Linked DNA regions of Homo sapiens: all the other regions are linked to region 3. Evidence: chromatin contacts called from ENCODE Hi-C or POLR2A ChIA-PET data. All regions are on one chromosome and are shown on one strand. Each heading gives the region's core, a stretch centred on a gene start or an enhancer-like site at or near the end of the contact. The rest is flanking DNA. Distances are from core to core; before and after follow the strand shown.

Region 1 (2,700 bases), core at 47-2,546, 280 kb after region 3:
AAGTGGTATGTGCTGCTGCTACATGGTCTCTAGGGCCATATGCTCTAGTTTGAGTTCTAGTTTTTTGACTATATCACTGTGGCTAAGCAATGAAGTTTCTAGACTCGCGTTCTCATTCATTAGGAATGATAACACCTGGTAAGTATCTAAACGAGATACTGTAGGTAAGTATACTTCATAGAATTTTAAATCTGGTAATTGTGTGGTAGGCTGAATAATGACCCCTAAAACATGTCCATGTCCTAATCTCTAGAACCTATGAATATAGGAAAGGAGACTTTGCAGATGGCATCAAATTAATATTTTTGAGATGAGATTATCCTGGATTATCTGTGTTGGCCCAATATAATCACACAGGTCCTTGGAAGAGGTGGGCACACCAGAGTGAGTGGTAGCAGATTTGACGATGGAAACAAGAGGTTGTAGTGATCGATGAAGGGAATGTGAGCCAAGGAATGCAGGTGGTCCTCTAGAAGATGAAAAAGGCAAGGACACATTCTTCCCTCAGAGCCCTCACAGGGAACCAGCCCTATAAAACCGATGTCAGATTCATGACCTCCGCAACTATGAGAATAAGCTTGTGTAAAGTCAGTATTTGTGGTAATTTCTACAGCAGCAGTAGGAAACTAATATAGGATGTTACTCACATTTAAAAAGGGAAAGTGTTTGAAAAACCCTAACGTCCACTGTCAAAAAACCTAACATTCTTTCATTCTTTTTCACAGTATGAAATCCAGAATAGCAGCATTTGGCTTTTGTTTTTTTTTTTTTTTTTTTTTAAAGGCTGGTCTCACTATGTTGTCCAGGCTGGTCTTGAACTCTTGGGCTCAAGCAGTCCTCCCACCTCAGCCTCCCAAGTAGCTGTGCATTCATTTGGCCTTTTAGACTTCCTTACAATGCGGCATAAACTTCTGTGGTGTAGACATGTTGAGATTTACTTTGGCCTTAACAGATGGCTCTAGAGACTTTGAGGAAGTATTTAGATTTGAAAGGGGCAACAGAGAGGACTCATAAACCTCTGGAACATCTAAGATGTGTGTCTCTGGAAAGCCTAATTTTATGGGAAGGGTTTTTGGAACTGAGTTCCCTTGGCAGCCCCTAGAGTTACCTTTTACCAACCATCCATTATATTTCTAAATCTAGCTGGTCCAACAAGTTGCTTTAGAACAGTTTCTCCAAGCCTAATGTGTTTTATATTTGCACTCCAGAGGGTAGTATTTCAGAGCCTCTCAGGTGCAAACTTGGGGTTTTCCATGGCCGGGTGACTCAGCTGAGGAAAACTTCTGACCAGTGACTGCCTGTTTGTATCTACACACTCTGTTAGGAATGGTTATTTTTACTGAGTCCTTGTCAACATCCTGTCAATCCCAGATTTTCCAGTAGAAATACTTCACGCTAGAATTATGTCTTTATAAAGCAGCAGCTGTCACAAAGAAGTGGTAAGGCCTGAGGACATGAGAATTGTAGGGGGAGGGTATGTGTGAGAAGATCCAGAACCTGTAACCCAGAGTGGTTTTTAGGAGTCTCGGATAAATAGGATTTTCCTGGTCCCAAAAGGTAAAGACTACATGTATTGTGCACTAGTCAAGCTTCCTCATAGCTAACTAGCATGCCTGATAGAAGCTAGAAATTTTCTTGGACATATTTTCAGATGCCACGTGCAAAAATCACTTCGTACAGAGTATATATTGATCTGTTTTTTAGAGCTGTTTGGATTTTCTAAGTAAAATTCAAAGGAAATCTTCTCAACATGTCTACATTTTACCTGTATTTGCTATATCTTGGTAACCTTAGGCCATTGCTAGTATAGATAGATCATCCTGTTTCACTTGCCTCTGTGGTGGCTCATTAATCTATTCGTATCTACTTAAACAATAGAATGTCTTCAGAAATTGTGTTGCCAGTTGGCTACAACTTTGTAGAAGTTGGTATTGATTACCTGAAATTATTTTTTACCTTTAGAGTACTGATTTAGATGCTTGTTAGAGTTGAGCCCATCTCTAATAACTTTGTTAGAGGGAAAGAGAGTATCAGGTAAAGTTTAGGTTTAGTTTTACTTTTTATTATTATTGTTTTCTTTTGTTTTTTGTTTTCTTCCTCTGGTTTTAGAGGGAGGATCTCTGTTGCTCAGGCTGGAATGCAGGGGCGTTGATTATAGCTCACTGCAGCCTTAAATTCCTGGGCTCACGCAATCCTCCCATCTCAGCCTCCATGAGCATGTCTAAGAATATAGACATGTGCCACCATGCCCAGCTAATTTTTAAATTTTTTGTAGAGATGGATATTTACATAGTAATCAAGTTTGTATTACATCCTGGGCCTTGAAAGATGGCCAAAAAAAAAACCAAAATTGAGTGTTACACAAATCACCTGTAGCTTGCTCATTGATCATTAGTGTTATTACACTAAAGTGATAAAAAGTAATTTATGCACAAATTTTTAAGGCATTTTTGTCCTTACTATTTTCTTACACATTAGGTATAATGAGCTATGGTAAAAGAGCAGTAATTTAAAGCATCTGTGAGAAATCTAACCTTTCCTTTTGTAACCTTTTGGATTTAATTGTGATTTTTGAGAAATGGAACAATCAGTAGTAGTTATGAAAATTGTCAATTTGGCTTATGTTAAATATATAGATTAATTTATAAGTCCATCGAAAATATGCAGATGACTAAAATAATACAGCAATTCTAAAATAAT
Region 2 (2,700 bases), core at 106-2,605, 460 kb after region 3:
AGAGTCTGAACTCCTTGAGGACAGGAAGTCTTGCATGGGGCCTGGCACATAGTAGGAGCTCAATAAACATCAAGTGCATGTGTGCATGAATGAGCAGACAAATTGGCCTTTATGAGTCAGCAGGAGGCAAATCCAGGTGCAATAAAAGAGCTTTCAGACAAAGAGCTTTTCTTTTTGGTTTTCGAGACAAAAGTCTCACTCTGTCACCCAGGCTGAGTGCAGCGGTGCAATCTCCGCTCACTGCAACCTCTGCCTCCCGGGTTCAAGTGATTCTCGTCCTTCAGCCTCCCGTATAGCTGGGATTACAGGCATGAACTGCCACATCTGGCTAATTTTTGTATTTTTAGTAGAGACGGAGTTTCACCATGTTGGTCAGGCTGGTCTCAGACTCCTGACCTCAAGCGATCCACCCATCTCGGCCTCCCAAAGTGCTGGGATTACAGGTATGAGCCACCTCGCTCGGCCTTAGACAAAGAGCTTTTCTAAGATGACACACCCAGAGCTCCCCAGCAGGGAAGGTAGTGGTGCAGGTTGCAGAAAGAACTCTTGGCTAGGAAAGTGCATCTCAGTCCTTGAAAAGTCTCAGACCCCTTTCTTCAAACAGTCATACTAGGAACCCCAAAATATAAGACAAGTTGCTGGGCACTGTGGCTCACGCCTGTAATCCCAGCACTTTGGGAAGCTGAGGTGGAAGGATCCCTTGAGGCCAGGAGTTCAAGACAGCCTGGACAACAGATTGAGACCCTGTCTCTACAAAAAAAATTTAAAAATCAGCTGGTGTGCATCTGTAGTCCTAGTTATGCAGGAGGCTGAGGCAGGAGGATCGCTTGAGCCCAAGAGTTCAAGACTGCAGTGAGCTATGATCCCACCACTGCACTCCAGCCTGGGTGCCAGAGTGAGACCCTGTCTCTAAAACAAAGAAAGAAAGAAAAAAAAACGTTTCCTGGCGGGAGCCAAAACAAAAAACAAAAGCAAATAAAAATAATTTTAAAATGAACAAACCAACAAAAAGACAAATTACTGGGGAGGAGTCCTAGCTTCAGCAGGGGAGGAGGCAGGAGGACTGCCCTGGGCCTCCCCTTACCCTGAGCATTAAGGGGCCTCTGAACAGTAGCCTGACTACATTCTCCATTTCCTTTATCACAACTGGCATATCTATGATTCTTTTTTTTTTTTTCAGACAGAGTCTCACTGTGTCACCCAGGCTGGGGTGAAGTGGCGTGATCTCGGCTCACTGCAACCTCCGCCTCTCGTGTTCAAGCAATTCTCTTGCCTCAGACTCCCTAATAGCTGAGATTACAGTCATGCCCCACTACGCCTGGCTAATTTTTGTATTTTTAGTACAGACGGGGTTTCACCATGTTGGCCAGGCTTGCCACTTCTTTGATTTTAGGCAGCCACACACTGGGGACAAAGAAGTCCTAGTTTATCCCTAAGTCTATCCTGAGTGGTGTTCCTGGGGGCTCACCCTGCCAGCCGATAGAGATGTCTACAGAAGCCCTCTTCCCGCAGGTTGCCCTCCAAGGCCACTGTGTTTCTGAAACAGTGAAACTCTGGAGTCTCTGGGCGGAGCCAAGCTAGTACAGAGGCAGGCAGGGCTGCAGGCTTGCCTAGCAGGGCACAGAGCCAAGGGCTTAGTCTCAGAATTGGATTATTAGAGTGAATTTGGAGCTCCCAGCCCCACTGACCTCGGGAACGTGAGGATTACCCGGGCCTCTGGCTGGGGCCCACGATCCTGCACATTCCCTGCCAGGTCTGAGAATAAGGATCCTCCCTCTGCGGCAGCACAGCGGGCAGCGGATGCTCTGCCCACCTCCCACCCCCAGCCATCAACCCCGCAGCCTCCCCTGGCTGCCTGGAGGCACACCAGCCTCCCTTGTGTCTGGGGTTTACAGCAGTGCTATTCAGGTTGTTGTCCATGGACTGGCAGCATCAGCATCCTCTGGGAACTTGTAAGAGATGCAAATTCATGGACTGCGCCCCAGACATGGGATCAGAATCACTGCGGGGGTGGCCCAGATCTGGGCTTCACAAATGCTCCAGGCAATTCTGCTGTATGCTAAGATTTGGGAACCAATGGCTTGAGGTACACCGGCCACCCCACACACCTGCCCAAGTACGCTCCAAGCCTGTCTAAGACTCGACAACTTCTACCCACAGATTTCTCCTTTGGGCTGCTTTAAGACTTCACTTATAGAAACGAATTACAATGGGTCTTTTCAATTGCATGATTCCACTGCAGTCTGAATAGCAGTCCCTGGGGTGTGCCGTGTGGTGCAATGCCCTGAGGGCACTTGCTATGCACTGACCCCATCCTTTATCATCCCCACATTACACAGGAAGAAACTGAGCTTCAGAAAGGGGACGCGACTGGCCCTAAGTCACACAGCAAGCAAACCCTGGGCCTATTGGCTACACATCTTCCTCCCACTCAGCAGAGAGGATGGCAGCTATTTCTTTCTTTTTTTAGACGGAGTCTCGCTCCGTCACCCAGTGGCATGATCTCGGCCCACTGCAGCCTCCACCTCCTGGGTTCAAGCGATTCTCCTGAAGCTGGGACTCTAGGTGCATGCCACCACGCCCGGCTAATTTTTCTATTTTTGTAGAGACAGGCCACGTTGGTCAGGTTAGTCTTGAACTCCTGAACTCAGGTGATCCTCCCGCCTCAGCCTCCCCAGAGTGCTGGGATTACAGGCATGA
Region 3 (2,700 bases), core at 81-2,580:
ATTCGAGAGAAAGGAGAATATATATCCACATAAAACCTTGTACACAAATGTTCATGTGGCATTATTCATGATAGCCAAAAAAGAGAAACAACCCCAATGTCCATCAATGGATGAATGGATAGAAAAAAGTGGTCTATCCATGCAATGGAGTACTACTCAGCCGTAAAAAGGAATGAAGTATCAGCCGGGTGCAATGGCTCACGCCTGTAATCCTGACACTTTGGGAGGCCGAGGCAGGCAGATCACTTGAGTCCAGGAGTTTGAGACCAGCCTGGACAAAATAGTGAGACCCCGTCTCTTTAAAAAAAAAAATTGAATGAAGTATCAACACATGCTACAACATGGATGAGCATTGAAAACACGCTAAGTGCCACAAAGGACCACATATTATGTGATTCCATTTATATGAAATGTCCAGAATCGGCAAATCCATAGAGGCAGAAAGGAAATTGATGGGTGGGAAGGAGGAGGAACAGTGTTGGAAATGATGGTGAAGGAGTGTGGGATTCCTTTTGAGTCGATTAAAATATTCTAAAATTGATTGTGGGGATGGTTGCACAACTCTGGGAATAATCTGAAAATCATTAAATGGTACCCTTTAAATGGGTCAATTGTATGGTGTATAAATTATATCTCAGTAAGTTTCTTTTAGAAGAAACAAAAACCAAAAAGCAGGGCCTTCCTGACGTTGGTGAGGACCTAAAGTTATAACACATTTTCAAGCCTGGTCCTATTCCTCCCAAGCATGGTGACTCAGATGCCAGCATGATCACCAGGCGTGCCCTGAGATCCTCGCCTCCTCCCTGGGGATCCAGGGTGTTGCCCTGCGCTTTCCTACCTTCCCCAGGCACGCCCTGCCCTGCGCGCCCTGGCGGGCCTGAAGTAGAGCAGAAAGGAATCCCGCTTGTCCTGTGGCTTCTCTCTGCTGCAGCCTGGCACCGTTTCCTCTTGCCTGCTGCTGCTTCCTCCCTCCCGCCCAGCTGGCTGTGAGAGCACGTCTCAGATTCGAAAACCATGTGAGATTCAGAATGTGCACCTGAAGCTGCCCGCTGGGGCTTTCTGTGCTGTCGGCCACTGCAGAGATCTGGGTCCTCCCCAGATCCCACTTACCAAACGTAGGAAAAGATGATCACGTGGAAGAACCACTTAATGGTGCCATAATTCATGCTCTGGATCCGAGTGACTTTGTTCGTCTCATACTGGAAAACATCACTGCAGCTGCAGCAGGCCGGCATGGTGACAGCCTCCCTCCCTGCGCGGAGCTGGACCAGAGCTCTACTCTTCCTGACAGGGCCACAGCAAGCCCCCTCCCAGTAACTGCAAAATGAAACGTACTGGTTTTTAGCAGGAGTCTTTAACTTCAAGCTCCTCCAATGACTGCAGAGTTGGGGCGGGCCCTGGCAGTGGCCCCACATGTGGCTGTGATAAACAAGAAGCGCCAAGTCCTACGGGCCTGGCTGGCAGATGACCTCACCCCAGCTGGCCTCCCCCAGATGCCTACACAAAGATGGTGTTCAGAGGATGGGCATTTTTAGAATTCTCCCTTTTCCCCCCTTTCCTTTCACTTTTTTGGTCTCATGTCTCTTGGGAGAAAGGGGCAGCCTTGCAAATGTCACAAGACTGGGAGCTTCCATTATGCCTCAGAAAAGGACTGAGATCTTTCCATTGCCTGAAGCCCCACTCAGAGATTGATTCATTCATTTCTACAACCCTTTATTCAGCCCCTGATGTATAGGAGCTCTGGGTAAATGAAGATCTCCCCCTCTTCTTCCACCGCCCCTTATAATACTCTGGTCTGCAGTTGGTGGGGGAAATCAGATTTGCAGGGGTAGGGGTGGTGGGGGTGGAGGGGCTTTATTTTTCTGCCAGATCTTTCATGCTTGACCCTCTGAGTTACTCTCCACCCTCCTCTGCACCCCGGCAGGTCGATCTATGACCTAGACCAATCAGCCAAAGATCACCAGGGACACAGTGGCAGTCCAACAAAGTTAGGTTTGTTGACCTATTCAGTGAGGGACACCACCCACCAGAAGAGCTACGCACATCACCAAACAAAGGAAAACAGCAATTTATTATAGGATTCCGAGGAAAGTGGAGTTGAGATAAAATCTAAATGAAGTCATGTTTTGATGGACTCAAAGCAAAACAGGTTTGTACAAAGCAGTCAACTTCAGTCTGGATTGCAAAGAGGACCCAGGGCCCTGTTTCCTAGGAAGCAACATAGCTAAGATACATGTCAAATGTGTCCAGAAAATCTTTATCTGAAGCTCTGCTCCTGAGTTGTAAATTGAGGCTGCTTCTCTGTGTCAAGATGACTTAAATCTTCCAGGCAAAATTGGAATATTTCAGTCTTAGTCATGTAATTTCAAACAGCAAAGTTTCTGAAGGTCTCTGATTTTAAAGGACAATGTTTCAGCAGTCACTCAAAGATGCAGGGTTGTATTATCACTTTACAGCTACAGAGAATTATTGTTCCCTGTTATCTTTACAGCTGGCTTGATCCCTTTCTGTTATTCCAGCCTGCTAAGTGGCCGGGTAGATTTTCAGTTTTTCAGTCTAAACTAATTGTACTTTCTCACACATACAAACTGCATCAGGGTTCCCCTCACCTTCTGGCTTCCAGTTCAGGAGACTGGAGAGCAGTGAGGATGGACGTGACTCCCTGGCCCTGCCCTTCTCAGTTGCATATAGGCAGGGCTT
Region 4 (2,700 bases), core at 10-2,509, 450 kb before region 3:
CCAGTGTGAGCCCTGGCAGCGGCACATACGCGCTATGTGATCCTGGGTGAGTGGCTTTGCTTTTCTTAGTCCTAATTTCCTCCTTTGCAAAATGGGAACGAACAAGACGATTTCCCTTAAAGGGTTCTTGTGAGAAAGACAGGAACAAATAAAATGGTCCATGGTTCTGGACGGACTGAAGGCAGAACCGGCAGCACTCACACGAAGGGCTACTGATTGCACGCAGCAGCCAACGTGGGCGATTTCAGTTTGGAAACAAATTTTGATGTTTCCCAGCCTCATCCCTGCTTAAAAGATTTTTACAGCTAGTGAACATGAATGAAAACAAACTTCAAAGAGTAGCCTTTGAGGATGGGTGGGAAAGACTACAGTCAGATAGGACAGGAAACTTCTAAGGTGAGTGAGGGGGAAGCTGTCTCTTAGGACGGCCAATACGATGCTGATAGTGACATCGTATCTCCTGGTGGGGAAGCCACGTCCTCCCCACAGGTCTGTCTGATAGCCTGGGGACCATATGGGAGCACAGCAATCATTCAGATTCATAATTTCTCTGAGCTTCAGTTTCCCTATCTGCAAAATGACCTGCTCCAAGTATCCCACAGGGTTATGGCAGAAATAAAATGTCAGGCTCAAAGCCTGCTATCTACAATGTCCCTTTATCGTCTCCCTCTTGCCATGTCATTTTATCAGCATCTTTACCCGCAAGATCAGGCCTAGCAGGGCGCCACAGCTGGGGCTGGAGGAATGTTTAGGGCTAGCTTTTCTCAAGCCAAGTCGACCTGACTGTTGCTCATGATGGGAGGACAAGACAACCCAGGACCAGTGCTGGGGTAGTCAAAAACACTAGTAAGTGGACAGGGACCTAATGACACCCATGTATGTACGGAGGGTGCCGATACCTCCGCTAAGAAGCCCTGTAGGGGCTTCATCAAGGGCACTAGAGTTCCCCCCACCTATCCCAGAGCACCATGCACCTTTCCACCGACTTGTCTTCTATAAACTACCAACAAGGGCTTACCCTTCGCTCCTGTGCGGGCTGCGTTAGGAGGCGCCAGATCCAATTCTCTGCGTCTTTCGCTCCTGAGCATCTATCTGCTCCCCTTGCCGAGCGCAAGAACCTTTAAAAAATGTCCAACTTCTGTTTCAGGGCTGGTCGCCTAGTAAAGGAGTCCACAGAGGCGGGCAGAATGAATGAATGAAAGGCAACGTCTTCCGGTCAGCTGCGGACTGCAAAGGCTCTGGTCTGGCTGTATTTCCTGTACGTGTGTGTGTCCACATCTTTGAGTGCCGGGAGTTTAAAAGTTAGGCAGTCCTTATAGGTATGGAAGCCGAGCTAATTTCCTTCTGAGCCCCCCAAATGCCTCCTCCACATGGCGGGTCCGCAAATGGGGGGATCTGCAGAGGATCACCCCCCACGAAAAAGACATGCAGCAGAAAAGCAAAAAAAGAAAACAGTTATATATACAAAATGCTTTGAATTTGAGTCGGCCACACAGGTAATGTTGGGGGAGGGGTGGATGAAAGAAGAGGAAGAGGGGTAGCCCTGGGCAATGAGGGCAGGAACGGAGGTGGGGGGTCGTTTTTGGGGGTGCCAGGCCCCGGGGGCTTTCACGCCAGCATGCTCGGCTTGCATTTCCGCGCCTCCCGCTGAGGCCAGCCGTGCAAATCTGCACCTCCCTCCCCGCCCCCTCCTCCTTCCCTCCCTCCCTGCCCCGCCATCTCCGGGATGCGCCCGCCGCCTGCAACTCGGCCCTCCAAAAGTCAGCTCTGCACACAACTCCCGGGCGGCGGCGGCGCCTGCGTGCAGAGGCGCACTCGTGACCCAACAACAAAACAGCGATGCCACGGCGCTAACGGCGCCCGGTGCCTCCCGGGCTCCCTCCCCGCCCCATACCTCCTCGGGCCGCCGCCCCCACCCCCCCAAGCCCGGGCCGAGAGCCCCCCCAAATAGCCCGGCCGCGGGCTCCGAGCGCGATCGGCAACAATGTTTACGTTCCGGGGATTATGACGTCGACGCCTCCCCCCCCCCACAACTGCTGAAAATGGTTTCCTAGGACTTTGCAAACGGATCTGCCTAAGTGTTGGTGCAAAACTTTGTAGATCTCGGCTCTGGCTTGCTTTATTTATTTATTTTTTGGTTTGTTTTCTTTGGTCTTCCCTCCTTCCCCCCTCGGCCAAAATGCAGGGGGCAGGAGTGTTGACAATTAATTGGTGAACTCTCCTAAAAAAATGGAGGCAGAGAAAGACTCTGGAAGAAGATTGGTGTGTAGCTTTTTTTTTTTTTTTTTTTTTCCAAATCTGTATCTGGCATATGATAGATCTTTTTTTTTTTTTTTTTGGTTGTTTCTCGCTGCCTTTTCTTTCCTTTTCTGTATTTTGCAAGAGGACCGGGAAAAAAATATAATAAATTGCATGCAAAAGGAAGCAAGCTGCTTACTCCTCCAGCCCCTTGTGAGGCTTAGAGTCTCAGACACTTAAGTGGGGAGGTGGTATCGGGGAAAGGCGTGGAGGGGGGCTGAGCGGGCTCGGGGTTCGCCCGGAATCTGGGGGGCTGAGGGGCCGGGCGCTGGGCGGTGGAGGGAGGAGGCAGGGGGATGCGGGGAGTGGTGGGGGAGTCTCCTTAGGAAGTGAGTGTGCGCGCGCGCTTGTGGGGAGATGAGGCAGCTGCTGGTGCGTTTTGGGGTCTCCGATCCGAGCTTT
Region 5 (2,700 bases), core at 16-2,515, 500 kb before region 3:
GCCTATTGCAAGAGCCCAATCAACAACAGCAATAATAATTACTATCAGTGATCAGTACTAGGAATAGTAATAGCAATTTCTTGCTCATTTACATGGTCCCTGAACTCTGAACACGTCACAGAGGCTCAGTGTCTTATGACTTGAGTCGTTCCTTCCAACTCATTTTCATAGAAATTACAGGAAACTTCTGAACCAGCTCTAGAACTTGGGAACAAAAGGGTGCTGGCGGGCAGAGAACTGAGGAGGCAGATAATCCAAAAATAATTGATCCCAGGTCATGGAAAGCATTTTGTTTACGGCAGCAGACTGACCTTCCCAATTATCTTCAGCTCAGGCTAATGTTACAGCCTGCCTTCCCCAGCAGACAAGATCACCACATATGCTCGCCAGTCCTGCAGGGGACGGGGTCAGGCTGAGGCTGGCTGCCTCTCAATGAAGTATAAACTGAGGCACAGAGGACCTGAATCAAAGCCCACAAGAGTACTCTGGGCTTAAGGAGCTCTACGGGATGCTGATCCTATGCTATATCCAGGCCCCCTTGCTTTGTATCTCTCATTAGAGTTTGGAGGATGGTGCGCCTGAGGCCTGCTGTTCCTAGAACTGCCGTGTGGAGCAAGAATCTCATCTGCAGATCAGAGAGGGTCCGGGCAAGGTGTGCATCATCAGACCCTGAAAATTCCTGTGTTTCATGGGCCCAGTCTGGCCTCATAATGAACCTTCATATGAGTCCATGGGAGAGCAGGATACCTGCCATCTCCATACACATTAAAAAACTGGCTTCAGCCAGGCATGGTGGCTCACACCTGTAATCCCAGCACTTTGGGAGGCCGAGGCGGGTGGATCACCTGAGATCAGGAGTTTGAGACCACCCTGGCCAACATGGTGAAACCCCGTCTCTACTAAAAATACAAAAATTAGCCAGGTGAGGTGGTGTGTGCCTGTAATCCCAGCTATTCGGGAGGCTGAGGCAGGAGAATCGCTTGAACCTGGGAGGTGGAGGTTGCAGTGAGCTGAGATTGTGCTACTGCACTCCAGCCTGGGCAACAAAGAGGAAACTCCGTCTCAAAAAAAAAGAAAAGAAAAGAAAAGAAAACTGGCTTCAAAGAAGTAAAGCCTCTTGCCTGAGGTCACCCACCAGCCATCCCCAACACTTCCCGGCCACCTGGCCAGGCTGTTCTACCCATGAAGTGGGGAACCTCTCAATCCCCTCCAGGATTTGTGGGAGACCCTCCCTCAATCTCACCTGGTTGACCCCATCCCTTGGCAATCAAAGGTCAAGTCAGCTCCTCTGACTTTCCAGGTCTCTGGGAAGGAAGCCCTCTGGGGGCAGGAAGTTGGTTGTGCTGACTCATAAGCCAAGGGAGAGTAATCCAGGAAACTTGTCACTCTGTTACCATGGCGTTGGGGCTGCTGGCACCCTCTCCTCTCCCAAGCTCACTTACAGGCTGGGTGTCTAAGTGGGAGTGGGGCATGGTCAGACCCTGCACCCAATCCCATCCCTCCTATAGATTTCCAACTTCATGGCACATGCAGTTACCTTCTTGTAACTGCAGAATGGAGAGTATCATGGGGTTCGGTCCTTCCCTGCCTGCAGAACTTTGGGGATTCCATCAGTAGTGCCAGGAAGCCTTCTCCACCCAGGTGGGGGAAAATAAAAGTCCCCAAGAGACAGACTGGGTGGGCCAAGGCCCACTCCATGCCACTGGCTGCCCCAGTCTCCTGACTTCCCCACACTGTTTTTAGCAAGAGAAGGAGGTGACATTTGACCATGAGGCCTGTCTTCGAAAGGAAGAAGGGACTTGAGAAGGCAGGAAAGTGTCATTCATCTGGATCTCACCCCTCAGGAGTGAGAAGGAGCCTGGGGCAGCTATAAACTCATGACCACAAGAAAAGGGGGAACCATTATCTTAAATACCAAGCGCTGCAGGGAAAAGCTGACAACTGGTAGCTCCCTCCCCACCACCAATTATAAAACTTTCTTTGGCTTAAAAGAAACTCTTTTGCGGCCGGGCGCCGGTGGCTCACGCCTCTAATCCCAGCACTTTGGGAGGCCGAGGCGGGTGGATCATGAGGTCAGGAGATCGAGACGATCCTCGCTAACACGGTGAAACCCCGTCTCTACTAAAAAAATACAAAAAAAATTAGCCAGGCGTGGTTGTGGGCGCCTGTAGTCCCAGCTACTCCAGAGGCTGAGGCAGCAGAATGGCGTGAACCCAGGAGTCAGAGCTTGCAGTGAGCCAAGATCGCACCACTGCACTCCAGCCTGGGTGACAGAGCAAGACTCCGTCTCAAAAAAAAAAAAAAAAAAAAAGAAACTCTTTTGCCCTATTTCTCATTTCCTAGTGTCCTAACACATCCCTGGCTGGACATCAATCAGAGTTCCTATACACCGCAATGGGTACAAGTGCCTGAGCAAGTTCTGAACACCAGCAGAGCTGGGTTCAAATCCCGCTCCACCAGACTGGCTGTGCGGTCTTGGGAGAGCCCTTTGACAAAATCACCACAGAGGGTTGTTGAGTAAGCCCAGGAGTTAAGGCACCTAGCACTGAGTGAGTGTTCAGTAAATGCCAGCTGCTTTTAGAGATTCTTCAGGCAGCAGGCAGAACCTGGTCTCTTAGGATTTGAAATTAACAGAGCAGAAGTCCGTCCTGTCTAAACTAAAAATGAGAGTGCCGTCTGTTTATGCAAACACACTCCCTG

What was found. A loop is a pair of places that touch in the nucleus more often than their neighbours do. ChIA-PET counts read pairs that join two places held with the same protein, here RNA polymerase II (POLR2A). Pooled maps may share reads with other maps.
Region 1: a map with no recorded cell type shows a loop between it and region 3 (4-fold over the local background). The contact joins the enhancer-like site here to the promoter of P2RX7 in region 3. A Hi-C loop is called at or near these places in 2 of 37 single-sample maps with no recorded cell type and 5 of 50 pooled maps. POLR2A ChIA-PET finds 5 or more read pairs at or near these places in 2 of 52 experiments (H1 and activated CD4-positive, alpha-beta T cell).
Region 2: a loop to region 3 is called in a pooled map, with 2.2 times the contacts of the local background. The contact joins the enhancer-like site here to the promoter of P2RX7 in region 3. A Hi-C loop is called at or near these places in 1 of 37 single-sample maps with no recorded cell type and 3 of 50 pooled maps. POLR2A ChIA-PET finds 5 or more read pairs at or near these places in 2 of 52 experiments (activated CD4-positive, alpha-beta T cell and activated CD8-positive, alpha-beta memory T cell).
Region 4: a loop to region 3 is called in a pooled map, with 1.9 times the contacts of the local background. The contact joins the promoter of KDM2B here to the promoter of P2RX7 in region 3. A Hi-C loop is called at or near these places in 1 of 37 single-sample maps with no recorded cell type and 6 of 50 pooled maps. POLR2A ChIA-PET finds 5 or more read pairs at or near these places in 4 of 52 experiments (GM12878, activated B cell, activated CD8-positive, alpha-beta T cell and 1 more).
Region 5: a pooled map shows a loop between it and region 3 (3-fold over the local background). The contact joins the enhancer-like site here to the promoter of P2RX7 in region 3. A Hi-C loop is called at or near these places in 1 of 37 single-sample maps with no recorded cell type and 7 of 50 pooled maps. POLR2A ChIA-PET finds 5 or more read pairs at or near these places in 1 of 52 experiments (activated naive CD4-positive, alpha-beta T cell).

Annotation. Positions count from the first base shown.
Region 1 is chr12:120,848,572-120,851,271 of GRCh38, reverse strand. All of the region lies in intron 1 of SPPL3 (signal peptide peptidase like 3), which reads left to right. Among named protein-coding and RNA genes, the nearest start is that of SPPL3, 54 kb to the left of the region's middle. Within about 2 kb of position 1,296, at least 10 of the 41 ENCODE cell types and tissues checked have a DNase peak (open chromatin) inside an H3K27ac peak, as active enhancers do.
Region 2 is chr12:120,668,231-120,670,930 of GRCh38, reverse strand. It overlaps a transcript of CABP1 not described here. Among named protein-coding and RNA genes, the nearest start is that of MLEC, 18 kb to the left of the region's middle. Within about 2 kb of position 1,355, at least 13 of the 41 ENCODE cell types and tissues checked have a DNase peak (open chromatin) inside an H3K27ac peak, as active enhancers do.
Region 3 is chr12:121,131,506-121,134,205 of GRCh38, reverse strand. P2RX7 (purinergic receptor P2X 7) reads right to left here and starts at 1,330. Exons shown (of 13, transcript NM_002562.6): 1 at 1,111-1,330. The coding sequence starts at 1,235. All of the region lies in intron 2 of LOC105370032 (a long non-coding RNA gene), which reads left to right.
Region 4 is chr12:121,579,582-121,582,281 of GRCh38, reverse strand. It overlaps KDM2B (lysine demethylase 2B), which reads left to right and starts at 1,259. Exons shown (of 23, transcript NM_032590.5): 1 at 1,259-1,496. The coding sequence starts at 1,371. It overlaps KDM2B-DT (KDM2B divergent transcript), which reads right to left and starts at 1,771. Exons shown (of 4, transcript NR_183427.1): 1 at 1,019-1,771. RefSeq lists enhancers at 1-98, 1,034-1,969 and silencers at 1,539-1,588, 1,669-1,978.
Region 5 is chr12:121,628,581-121,631,280 of GRCh38, reverse strand. It overlaps the pseudogene ORAI1. Among named protein-coding and RNA genes, the nearest start is that of MORN3, 40 kb to the left of the region's middle. Within about 2 kb of position 1,265, at least 2 of the 41 ENCODE cell types and tissues checked have a DNase peak (open chromatin) inside an H3K27ac peak, as active enhancers do.